Regions from separate parts of the Homo sapiens genome. Here region 2 is linked to region 1. Evidence: read pairs that join two places in POLR2A ChIA-PET (ENCODE). Cell type or tissue: OCI-LY7. All regions are shown on one strand. Each heading gives the region's core, and the rest is flanking DNA. Links, peaks and the distances in the headings are about the cores only.

The links. ChIA-PET counts read pairs that join two places held together with the same protein. Peaks named below come from ENCODE experiments on the same cell type or tissue, not always from the same donor. Only the 100,000 strongest peaks of a DNase experiment are listed, where the experiment ranks them.
Region 2: POLR2A ChIA-PET joins it to region 1 with 8 read pairs; 2 of 35 experiments call an interaction of 5 or more read pairs at or near these places.

Annotation. Positions count from the first base shown.
Region 1 is chr6:99,091,528-99,097,029 of GRCh38, forward strand. No RefSeq gene overlaps it. Among named protein-coding and RNA genes, the nearest start is that of MIR548AI, 30 kb to the right of the region's middle. In OCI-LY7, for the core only: no CTCF peak of the experiment used is centred there; DNase peaks (open chromatin) are centred at 684, 2,624 and 2,924; H3K4me3 peaks cover 1,137 bases; H3K27ac peaks cover 3,025 bases.
Region 2 is chr6:98,852,424-98,857,925 of GRCh38, forward strand. No RefSeq gene overlaps it. Among named protein-coding and RNA genes, the nearest start is that of POU3F2, 21 kb to the left of the region's middle. In OCI-LY7, for the core only: no CTCF peak of the experiment used is centred there; no DNase peak of the experiment used is centred there.

The DNA.
Region 1 (5,502 bases), core at 356-5,355:
TTTATAAAAACAGGCTGCTAACACTAATCTGAGTCTTACTATGTGCCAGTCTCTGTACTAAGCACTTTATATGAATTATCCCGTTCCATCCTCATAACACCCCATTGTGAAGATGAGGATCTGGAGACACAGAGAGGTAAAGTCATTTTGCCTAAGGCCATACAATTGCAGAACTGAGCTCCAGGCCTAGGTAGTTAATCATGCCACTGTGCTCCTACACATGGTTTCCAAATAGCACCCCCTTAATCTCCCCTCTGTATAGGGGACAGTCAATCTCCATATGCCTTTGCAGAGCTTGGCTCTGGTTCAAGATTTAGCCCTTATGTCTTCCTGCTGACACCTCATTTATTACTCTTTGTGTTCAGATAGTCTGAAGTCTCCCACAATCCCACCATTGGATATCCAGAGATTCTTTGCACAGTGCTAACTTCCTGCTGTAAATGTGAAAAGACAGAAATAATAATTTAGGACCCCTGCAAAAAGAAGAACAAGACAGTTCTATGGAGCATGTCGATCGAGGTGAGAAACTGGGCACATTGGGCCCACACGAAGCCCATGAGATCATAGTGTCCTTTAAGGCCTTTGGGGGAATGAAAATAAGCCTCCTCATTCTGAAGAAATGAAACCCCATGGTGAAGGGATGTCTGCTTCACTTGACTCAGCAGTCCCCCTTTCGACCACAGACCATTGACTCTGGCAGGCTTCAGATGAAACTTCCTCCAGCCTGCCTCATCAAAGGGAAGCCTGCTACTGTGCAGGGAGGCTTTGAGGCTTGAAGAGGAGAAAGAATATAAAGTGAGGAACTGATGGGTCTCAAAGGACATCTCTCCCAACAAAAAGCAAAAGAACACGAGTATAAAAGACCCATGATTTCTCTAAGAGTACGTAAAAAATACAGGTTGCTAGTTTGTCATATCGTAAATGTTTTCCCCCCTGACTCTGAAGCCATCATGAGCTGAACCAAGTCTGAATTAAAAGAGGCTTCAAAGGAAGCTTAACAGTTGGTCACAAGGGGTAAATTTCCCTCTACTGCAAAAGGGAAGGCTCCCCGGAGGGTGCTAAGTGGTAGGGTCCCTTCAGTAGCTTAACACAGTCGAAAATCATAACTCTTCACAGGCCAGAGCTGGACGCCACCACCACCTTCACCAACTTGCTCAAAGTCGCAGTAAAACAAGAATGCAAACCCACAGCTGTCATCTCTGATGACGGATTTACTGACTTCGGATGGCCGCTTCTCTTTTTAATATTTCCTCTTCCAGCCAGCATGTGAATGACAGAGACACACACCACTGAGGTTCAGAAAACTCTTCCCACAACTGCTGAGCTTCTGAATAAAGAGTCACCTTCTCTGAGAGTGGGACACCTTTGAACAGCGCACATTTGCAAACAAGGCAGGAGGAGAATATTTGGGCTCCTCCGAGGGTTACTCATGTCCCAGCTGCCTATCTGCCCAGGAGCACTTCCATGAGGATTAGTTTCAATCCCCCAAAAAGGAAGAGGAATGTCCACACTGTTACCATTAACTAGGACTTTTGACTGCCATCAGGGAAATTGTATGTGTCTATTTAGTAAGCATTTTAATAGTGCTATGTGCCAAGCAGTGTTCTAAATGCCTTATGACTATAAATTCACTTCGTCATACTAGCAAGACATTATACCAACAAGGAAACTGAGACATAGGTATGTTTAGTGACTTTCCCTAAGTCACATGGATGGTAAGTGGCAAAGCCATGTACCCGACCCAGCTCTGGCTCCAGAGTCCAAGCTCTTTATCACCCTGAGACTCTATTGATTCTCTGGTTCCTATGCAAACAAAATTCATGTCCCCCCTATTACATAAGCTCTTCCTCTAGTTATGATATGCCCAGCAGGGCTCATGAGTTATGAATGCTTCAAGGTACTATTCTACAAAGTGGCTCAAGATGACTGAGGGAAAGGAGGAAGAAAAGGAAGCGGAGGACCACTGCGATTACACTGTTGGCAGTTAACTGGAGGCTTTGTTTCCTTTCCTATTTTTCCAGTTGCCATCAGGAAATGAGGGAGCTTCTGATTCATCTGCTGCTTGGGGTGAGACCTGTTACATCCTTTGTTTGCAGGCACCCCTGGCTCTTTTATGTCCCCACTGGTTTGCTACTTGGTCTCCGTACTTCTGAAATGTCCCTGGATGCTGTTTCATTATGTAGAGTCAGGCAAAAGACAGACGGATGTGTGTGTGAGGCGGCGATGAAGCTGGCACCAGGTCTGCTGTGTCTGTGGTCGTTTATTACCGCTGCCAGAAGAGGAGAAATCTGATCCTGGCAGATGCAGCCTGCTGTGAATCAATATTTTACAGGTAGTATACTTTGAAGAGATGACATCAAGACAGAATCAAAAGAGAAGAGGGGGCGAGAGAGAGAGAGAAAGAAAAGGCGCAAGTAGGAGCAGCGAATTCATCTTGACATCCTTTGACAGTCCTTCCCACAAGGAGTGAGGGGAACAAGCCCCAGCAAGGCGAGCTGACAGTGACGTGGGGGAGGACAAACTCCTGACAAAAGCCATTACTCCCCACTTGCCTTCACCACACACACATTGTCACAAAAGGGGAAACACAGCTGCCATGCCCTTCAGACCAAAGAAAGCCTATTCTTAGGTGCAGGCTGAGAAAACACCATAGACACAACAGGAAACAGACCTTTGCTTCCCCGGCTCACCAACTGGGAAACTGAGAGAGCACTAAGAGGAGACATGAATGCACACTTCAGTGCCTGGCTTGATCTGTGCTTTCCAGAAGTCCCTGAAGGAGGCATTCCAGAGCTTCCATCTGGGGGAGAAAAGGATACTGTGGGTGAGAGGAGGGTGCCAGGGCTTTCTGGATCCTAGTGAACTGAGCACTGAGTACGGGAGAGCTCTCCCTGGTTGTCTTCCTTCCAGCACACCTGCAGGCAGTGAACCCTGACAGATGCCCAGACAAAGCTGGGAGGGCTGCAGTGCTGCCAAAGATACAAAGGAGCTGCATTTATAAGTGGCCTAGAATAGTGCGAGTGTGGCTTCTAAAGGGATGAGAATTAATGAAACATCAATCAAGCTTCTCCTCTGGACAAGGCACTTTCCCAACATTAGGAAAAGACATGGGGAATGTGAGAAAGACATAGAAACTAATAACCTCTAAACCTTGCCTTCAAAAGGGAATGAAGACACACACATACATCTGCTCAAAGACAAGGTAGTCTGATGAGTGCCCAAGACATTTATCAACCAGGCACTATAGGGGTTCAAAAAAGACAGAAGTTTCTGATAGCCTAGAATGGTAGCATTTTAAGATCTGAAAGAAACCTTGGCTTAGGGATGAAGAAAGCTGACTCTAGGTTTGACATCTGAGCCAGGACTAGAAAGATGGCTTGGATCAAGGTCTGGCAAGATGGGCTGGAATTCAACAGGAAAATGGGCAAAGAGGCATCCCAGACAGAGGAAATTATTTAAGTCAGCATTTCCCAGATTGTGTCCTAAAGAACAGAGGGCAAGCAAGAGGGCTATTATATGAAATTGTCTTTTGAAAAATAAGTGTTGGAATTCCCAACTTACCTGGAGATTTAAACAAATTAATGTAGGGTTAAAATTTTTAGTGAAAGAAAGCTTTTGGGAAAAAAAAAAAGGTAACCAATAGCAAATGCATACAGCAGCTAGAGAGAACTTCTTAAAAGGCAAATCTGATCATTCCACACCCCTGCTTAAAACCTTTCCATGGTTTTCCACTGCCCGTAGAATTAAGTCCCACATTCTTAAGCTAGTTGCCTTGTACCCTCTCTACCATTTTTAACTTGTCCCTTTCCTCTGTGATTCAGACACTAGCTTTTCTTCTAGGCAAGAAAAGCCTGACTCTCATTCTTTCAAATATCCTAGGCCTTTCTGTGTAATTCCTAAAACTGTTTTGGGATTCAACCTAATCAGACTCCTGAGTAGGGCTAAAATCCCTTATTGTGTGCTCCAGTGACCCTTGCCTTCCCTCCATGGTCTCTCATGCAGTTAGGACCTAGCACAGAGCCCCACATGCAGAGAGCTCAATAACACAGGGCAGAAGGTGAGCCTTAAAGCATCTACTAGAACCAGATCATGGAGGGCCCTGAATTCTCAGGGAGGAGACTAGCTAGCATTAGTAGACAACGTGGGATATTGAGGATCTGAGGGAGGGAAGATGCGCTTGAAGCTGTGTTGTAAGCTGATTTGGCAGGGATGCAAGGTGGCACAGAGCACAGAGAGGCTGTTGAGGAGAAGCCACATGAGGAGAACATTGCAGGAGCCTAGCTAGAGGTAATAAGTCTGGTCTAGCTGGTTGCTAAGGAATATGAATGGAAATGAGAGCCTGGCAGAGAGTGAGTCTATGGAAATAGGCTCTATAGGACTTCCCAAAAGATGGCACATAGAAGAGGAAAGGAGGTAGAGCTGACCCTAGGTTTTGAGCCTAGATGACTGGAAAAATGGTGATCCTGCTCACAGAATGGCAGTCAGGAGGAGGAGTTGGGGGTGAGAGGAAGGAGCTGGGAGAGGAAGATGAAAGGGGTTCATTTTAGATAGGTTGACTTTAACTTTCAGGGGCTAGAGAGACATCTAGGTGAATTTGATTCTCCCTAGAATCCCATTACTCAAGCCTAGGAGCTGATCAGAATCAGCTGTTTCCCCTCCTCACATCCTACAGTATGACAGTGTGAATGGGAGTGAAAAATGAAACTGGATCCCTATCTCTCACCATATACAAAACTGCCTCCTGCTATTGTCTCCCTCCTAATCATTTTTCAACCTGGTCCTTTCCTCTCCTCTGCACCACCTGACTGCTGCCTTTATGTGAGCTCTATCCGCCTCTCATCTGAATTCCATATGCGCTGCTCCTCTCCCTGCCGACCTTTCCCCTAGCTTCCCACTCTCACCATCCTACGCTCAAGACAAATTACTGTTCCCAAATTAGCTCACTTCCAACCGTACTATTCCCTGGTGAATGTGGATTAGAAGGTGGGAGGAAGATGAAAAAATCATCTAAGAGAACCAATAATCTTAGAGCGAGGACATTTTAAGAAAAAAAGAGGTGGCCAACAGTGAAATATCATGAAACATTGGGAAGATAAGATGTAGAATAAAGCCACAGCTCCACAATGAGGTGTCCTAGTCATTTGCAATGGATCCATCTCTGCAGATTGCCCAGCTAACCTGAGATTGAGAAATGCAAGGCTGGGAGGAGGGAAGGTCTAGGGCAGGGCTTCTCAAGCTATCTGTGAGGAAGAGTCAGCTCTCCATCCTAATCAATTGCAGACTAATATCCTTAAAATACAACAACAGCAAATTATTTTTTAAATATCCCATGCTTTACTGATATAAAAGTAGACACACAGACCAATGGAACATAATAGAGAACCCAGAAATAAAGCAAAATACTTAAAACAAACTGATCTTTGACAAAACAGACAAAAACATATTCTGGGGAGATGACAGCCTATTCACTAAAAGATACTGGGAAAATTGGATAGTCATATG
Region 2 (5,502 bases), core at 194-5,193, 240 kb before region 1:
CGCCCAGGCTGGAGTGCAGTGGCGCGATCTCAGCTCACTACAAGCTCGGCCTCCTGGGTTCACGCCATTCTCCTGCCTCAGCCTCCTGAGTAGCTGGGACTACAGGCGCCCACTACCACGCCTGGCTAATTTTTTTTTGTATTTTTAGTAGATAGGGGTTTCACCGTGTTAGCAAAGATGGTCTCAATCTCCTGACCTCGTGATACGCCCACCTTGGCCTCCCGATGGATGATATATTAGCTTGATGTAATCATATCATAAAATATACATATATCAAAATGTTATATACCATAAATGTACACAGTTTTTATTTGTTAATTATACCTTAATAAAGCTAGGGGAAAAATAAAAACAGAGCATGAACTGACTTCCACATAATTTCTCTTCTTCTTCTCTGTGCTATAGATAGTCAACCTAAGTTAGTTCTATTTTCCACTTCTTATTTAAAATAAAGCTAACCAGAGGTCATTAATTTCTTTTTCTTGGAAGCTCCCTACATAGCATTCATATTTTAAAAAAAAAAACTTTTCACCTGAAAATGTTAGTTAGAAATTAAAATTTTTGGTCAGGCACAGTGGCTCACGCCTGTAATCCCAGCACTTTGGGAGGCCGAGATGGGCGGATCACGAGGTCAGGAGATCGAGACCATCCTGGCTAACACGGTGAAACCCCATCTCTACTTAAAATACAAAAAATTAGCTGGGCGTGGTGGCGGGCGCCTGTAGTCCCAGCTACTTGGGAGGTTGAGGCAGGAGAATGGCGTGAATCCGAGAGGCGGAGCTTGCAGTGAGCAGAGATTGCGCCACTGCACTCCAGCCTGGGCGACAGAGCGAGACTCCATCTCAAAAAAAAAAAAAAAAAAAAAATTAAAATTTTTAGGCTACTGGGAAAAAACCAAGAAATTATTTTATGTAACATTTGTCAGAATAAAATTTTGCTCTAATTTGTTAAGGGAATTAAAGTTTTCGGAGTCATTTTGCTAGCATTTTTTCAGATGTAGACAAACTACTCCCACATATACCCCCTGTATATTTCACAAAATGTACCATAACCTCTCAGATGCAACTAAGTGGACTAGAGAGGCTATTGGCTCTGAGTTAGAAGGTGCATGTATGGAGTGGGAAAACTTGCAGGATGCCCTGCCTCTCTGCTGTTATTAGCATGGTCTCTCAAATCGGAAAGAAAAGGAAAAAGCTATTATGAAATGGTACCGCATGGGAGGCTAAATTTTCAGAATTATCTCTATAGTGAGGCAACATTTTAGAAACCAATAAAAAAGTTTATTTCTGAAAAAGCTTCATGTAGCATAGATCTGATGGCATCTTAATTAGATGATAAATATAAAATATAAAATTCTCTTTATAATTTTGCAGTATTTTCCATAGAAAGATATAAAGAAAAATTTAACAATTACCTGCACACCTATCACACAGTTTAAGAAATAAAGTATTGCCAACATGTTACTTCCCCTGAGTTACAGCTGCTTGATCACCTTTTCCTCTCTTCTTCACCCGAGGTATCCACCATGCTGAATTTGGTGTTTACCATTTCTATGAATGTCTTTATATTTTTACACACATATTTGTATTCTTGAGAGTTTTTGTTTTAAAACTATATAAATTATGTAAAACTTTTGAATAAATCACACTTCATAGAACATTTAAAAATATCTCAAATGCAAAAGACAAGCATCTTGCATATACTGCTGCACTTTTCAGACTTACATAATGCAATACTTTGGTTTAAAGGCCTGTATGGCCCTTCCAAACCATTTATGTTTTCAAAAAATTGAAACACTACAGAGAAAAGTAAAAGACAGAATGGATAGTGATAACAATATTTATGTTTTGCCTTTTTGAATAAGAGCAAGGCCTACATGTTTTACAGATTATCAGCTCAATTGTGTATATAAGAAAAAGAAAAATATCCCAGCATATGTGTGACTTATAAATAACTGCATGTTCTAATAGTTTCCACTTCAGAAATATTTACTTCTGAATGAAAAACATTATTTTTCATTTTGAATACTTTTATGAGTATCAAGTGATTCAGGAAGAATTCTGCTGTATGCATCAAAAGGAGTTTTTCTCCAATTATAAATAAAAATAAGTGTGGTACCTTGTTTCCAAAGATGGTTACAATAGCCTCCATCCTGCACACTTTCTACAGTGGGATTTTGCCACATCTCTCATAAAGTGGTAAAGTTATTCCCACCATCACCAACCCTACCTAAGCTGGGCTGATTCTTGTTTTGATTAATAAAATGCAGTTTTAGAAATGACCCTGGATGGCTTGCAAAGCTACGTTTTAAGAGATCTTGTAACTTCTATTTTTGCAGTCTTGGAAGTGCTGAGAGAAGACAGAAACGAGGTACTCAGCAAACAACCCAGCTAACCCTAATCCCAGCCAATCAGCTAGCTGATTGAAGCCCCAAGTGAGCTCAGGTACATGATATGTGCCAACACAACACAAACACATACACACTTCCAGAGAACAGAAGAATTGCCCAAACAGTCCACAGAATCATGAGAAATAAGCATTATTGCTTCAAGACATACATTTTGAAGGGTCACAATGCAGCAATAAATAACTGAAAGAGTGATATGAGAATGGGTTTGTTGTAAGTTTAGCATACTTTCACTGTGAGGTCAAGTTATAGGAAAATTTTCACAAAGAAAAAAAATCTTACCTGTTCTGCATCATAGTAAAACTCAACATTTAAAGGTTCTTGAGGTGCCATTCCTGCCCAACTTACAATCCTCTGAGGTATGTCAAATGTGAGTGAAGGACTTTACACTAGATACAATTTTCAACTAACCAGTCCAAATGATACTGCTTGACACTTATTTCTAAGTGTGTGGGGAACCGTGAACTACTCAAATATCAATCTTACTTGTAATTGCCATGAGGAATTTATAATCCAAGTCCATAAATTCATACCAACTTCTAGAAGAACAGAAGCAGGTGAATATTAGGTGCAAGCTGACTCAATTTAAATTCTTAGTTGGAAAAGAACTCAAACCTAGGAGGGGTAATATAAGAAAATGATTCTGCAGTGTTTATTAATGTGAGAAAATGATATTTAGCAGGAATAAGTAGGATGATAGCAGGAAGAAGTAGGAAGAAGTAGGATGTGGGGAACACCTGGAAATGACAAAGGGATATTGTCCTTTTTAAGAAATGGGTAGGAGAAAGAGTTGCTTATAAGAATATATTTTTTAAAAATAGTAGTGTATGACTATTAGGACTCTTTCATTTGCAAACAACCGAAACTAAATAGGCTTAACAAACGAAAAACTCAAGCAAAGAAGATTTATTAGATCATGCAACTTCTGCAGTGGCTCTATCCATGAGGACAAATTAGATTATAGGACTGAGTCTGGCTCTCTTCCTTTCCTGGCATGCGAACTCATTCTGTTGTCTAGAAAGCTTGGTAGTATGCTAGGCATCTATTTGGTACTACCAGAAGTCCCAGCCACCCAAGGCCCAGAAAACTTTTTGAGTTTGTGTGTGTGCACACGCGCATGCAAGCACGTGGGCGTGGAGTGTGGAAGTGGGGAGGTGCTTTGATTGCCTAGTTTCCACATCATATATCAATCTTTAAAACCAAGGAAATAGCCCCACCCAAACCACATGTCCTGAGAGTCTGAGAGGGGTGTTTTTCCAAAGAAAGGATGGAGGTTCAAGAAACGTTAAAAGGTGACTGAATAGGAAAAAAAAAGGAATTAAGAATCATGTGCATGATAATTAACGTACTTTTAATATGATAATGCTTATATTTTAAACATCTCTAGGCTAAGACATAAAAGTAAAGGAACTTTTTCCTTTCTGTCTTAGCAACTTATTGGTTGTACCAATTCGTAGGTGAGTTACAAAAGTGAAGATTTTTAGTAGTCTCTTAACCTACAGTTTTCCTATTTCTTTCTATATAGGTTAATAGATCTTTTGAGAAAACTGCTCTTAAAATATTAAAATATTTCATCTTAAAAATGTTATTTGAAATTCCACAACATTCTTAATGAAAAAAATATTATCTGCATCATTACATTAAATGGCTTCTGGAATACATTACCACTAATGATGCTAATAGAGTTAGTCCAGATGCAAACTATAAAAACATCCATTATCTTTTGTCCTTGAAGGAACTTCAAAAATTGCTTTTTTTTCTTATAAGAAGCCTACGAATGCTATACATAATTTCTTGCATTTTGTTTTGTAAACTGTTCTACAGAGCCTCAATATCTCACAAGTTTCTGAGATTATTTTCAAAACATATTTCATAATTTTGTAATTTTTTCTGTAGCCCAGGATCATATATAATTGATTTAATGAATGTAGTAGCAAGATATTTAATGTAATTTTTATTTTGCTTCCTAGCTTGTATTCAGCTTACATATATTAGGTAGTGCTGAATGCATCAAAAACATTTTATAAAAAAAGAAACTAAATTACCATTATTGGTAATAAATGAAAGTTCAAAGTAGATTTGTGTATCAGTGTTATGTTAGCTTACAGAGTTTTTTAAAATGCAGTGATAAAATATTTAACTTAAATATTCTTAAGCAAAAGTCCTACAAAAATGGTGTTTATTATAAAGATTAAGTAGACGTTTATAAGGCAGGCAAGAGCATGGAAATAGAAAAGTCTACACACTTAACACCCAATGAATGACTAGATCTCTCAGATAAAGTGTATATAATGCAAACTTCTGTTAGCTCTGAGTCATGGCCTTTAGTACCTGTAAAGTGTTTTGAATCCAGTTAATAAAATATCTTTCTTTTCCTGTATATAATTTGTAGGTCACTAGCATTTTTGGCTTTATTGGGAAGAATATTAGTTATTCAGAACCAATAGAATGTGTACACACAGAGAAAGAGATTTATTATAGGAATTGGCTCCTGTGATTATGAAGGCTGGCAAGTACAAAATCTTTAGGGAAGGCTGGTGGGCTGGAGACCCAGGAGAGCTGATGCTCTGAAGTTCCAGTCTGAAGGCCAGCAGTTTGGAGAGCCAGCATCCCAATTTGCATGTGAAGGCAGTCTGTGGTAGAACCAGGAAGAGTCAAAAGTCTCAGTGAAGTCCAAAGGCAGGCTGATGGAGAAATTCTGTCTTGCATTAGGGAGGGCAGTCTTTTTGCTCTCTGCAGGCCTTCAAATGATTAAATGAGGCCCACCCACATTACGGAGGGCAATCTGCTTTACACAAAGTCCACCAATTTAAATGTTACTCTCATCCAAAATACCCTCACAGAAACACCCAGAATAATGTTTGACTAATTATCTGGGCATCCTATGGTCCAGCCAAGTTGACAGATGAAATTAACCATCACAAGTCCACTCCTTGCCAAGATGGCACCCATATGCATCTCCTTGAACCACACTTAATCATCATATAAAGACAATAACAAAGTCATATATATTAGGCTGTTCTTGTGTTGCTGTAAAGAAATACCGGTAACTGAATAAAAGAAAAGAGGTTTAACTGGCTCACAGTTCTGCAGGC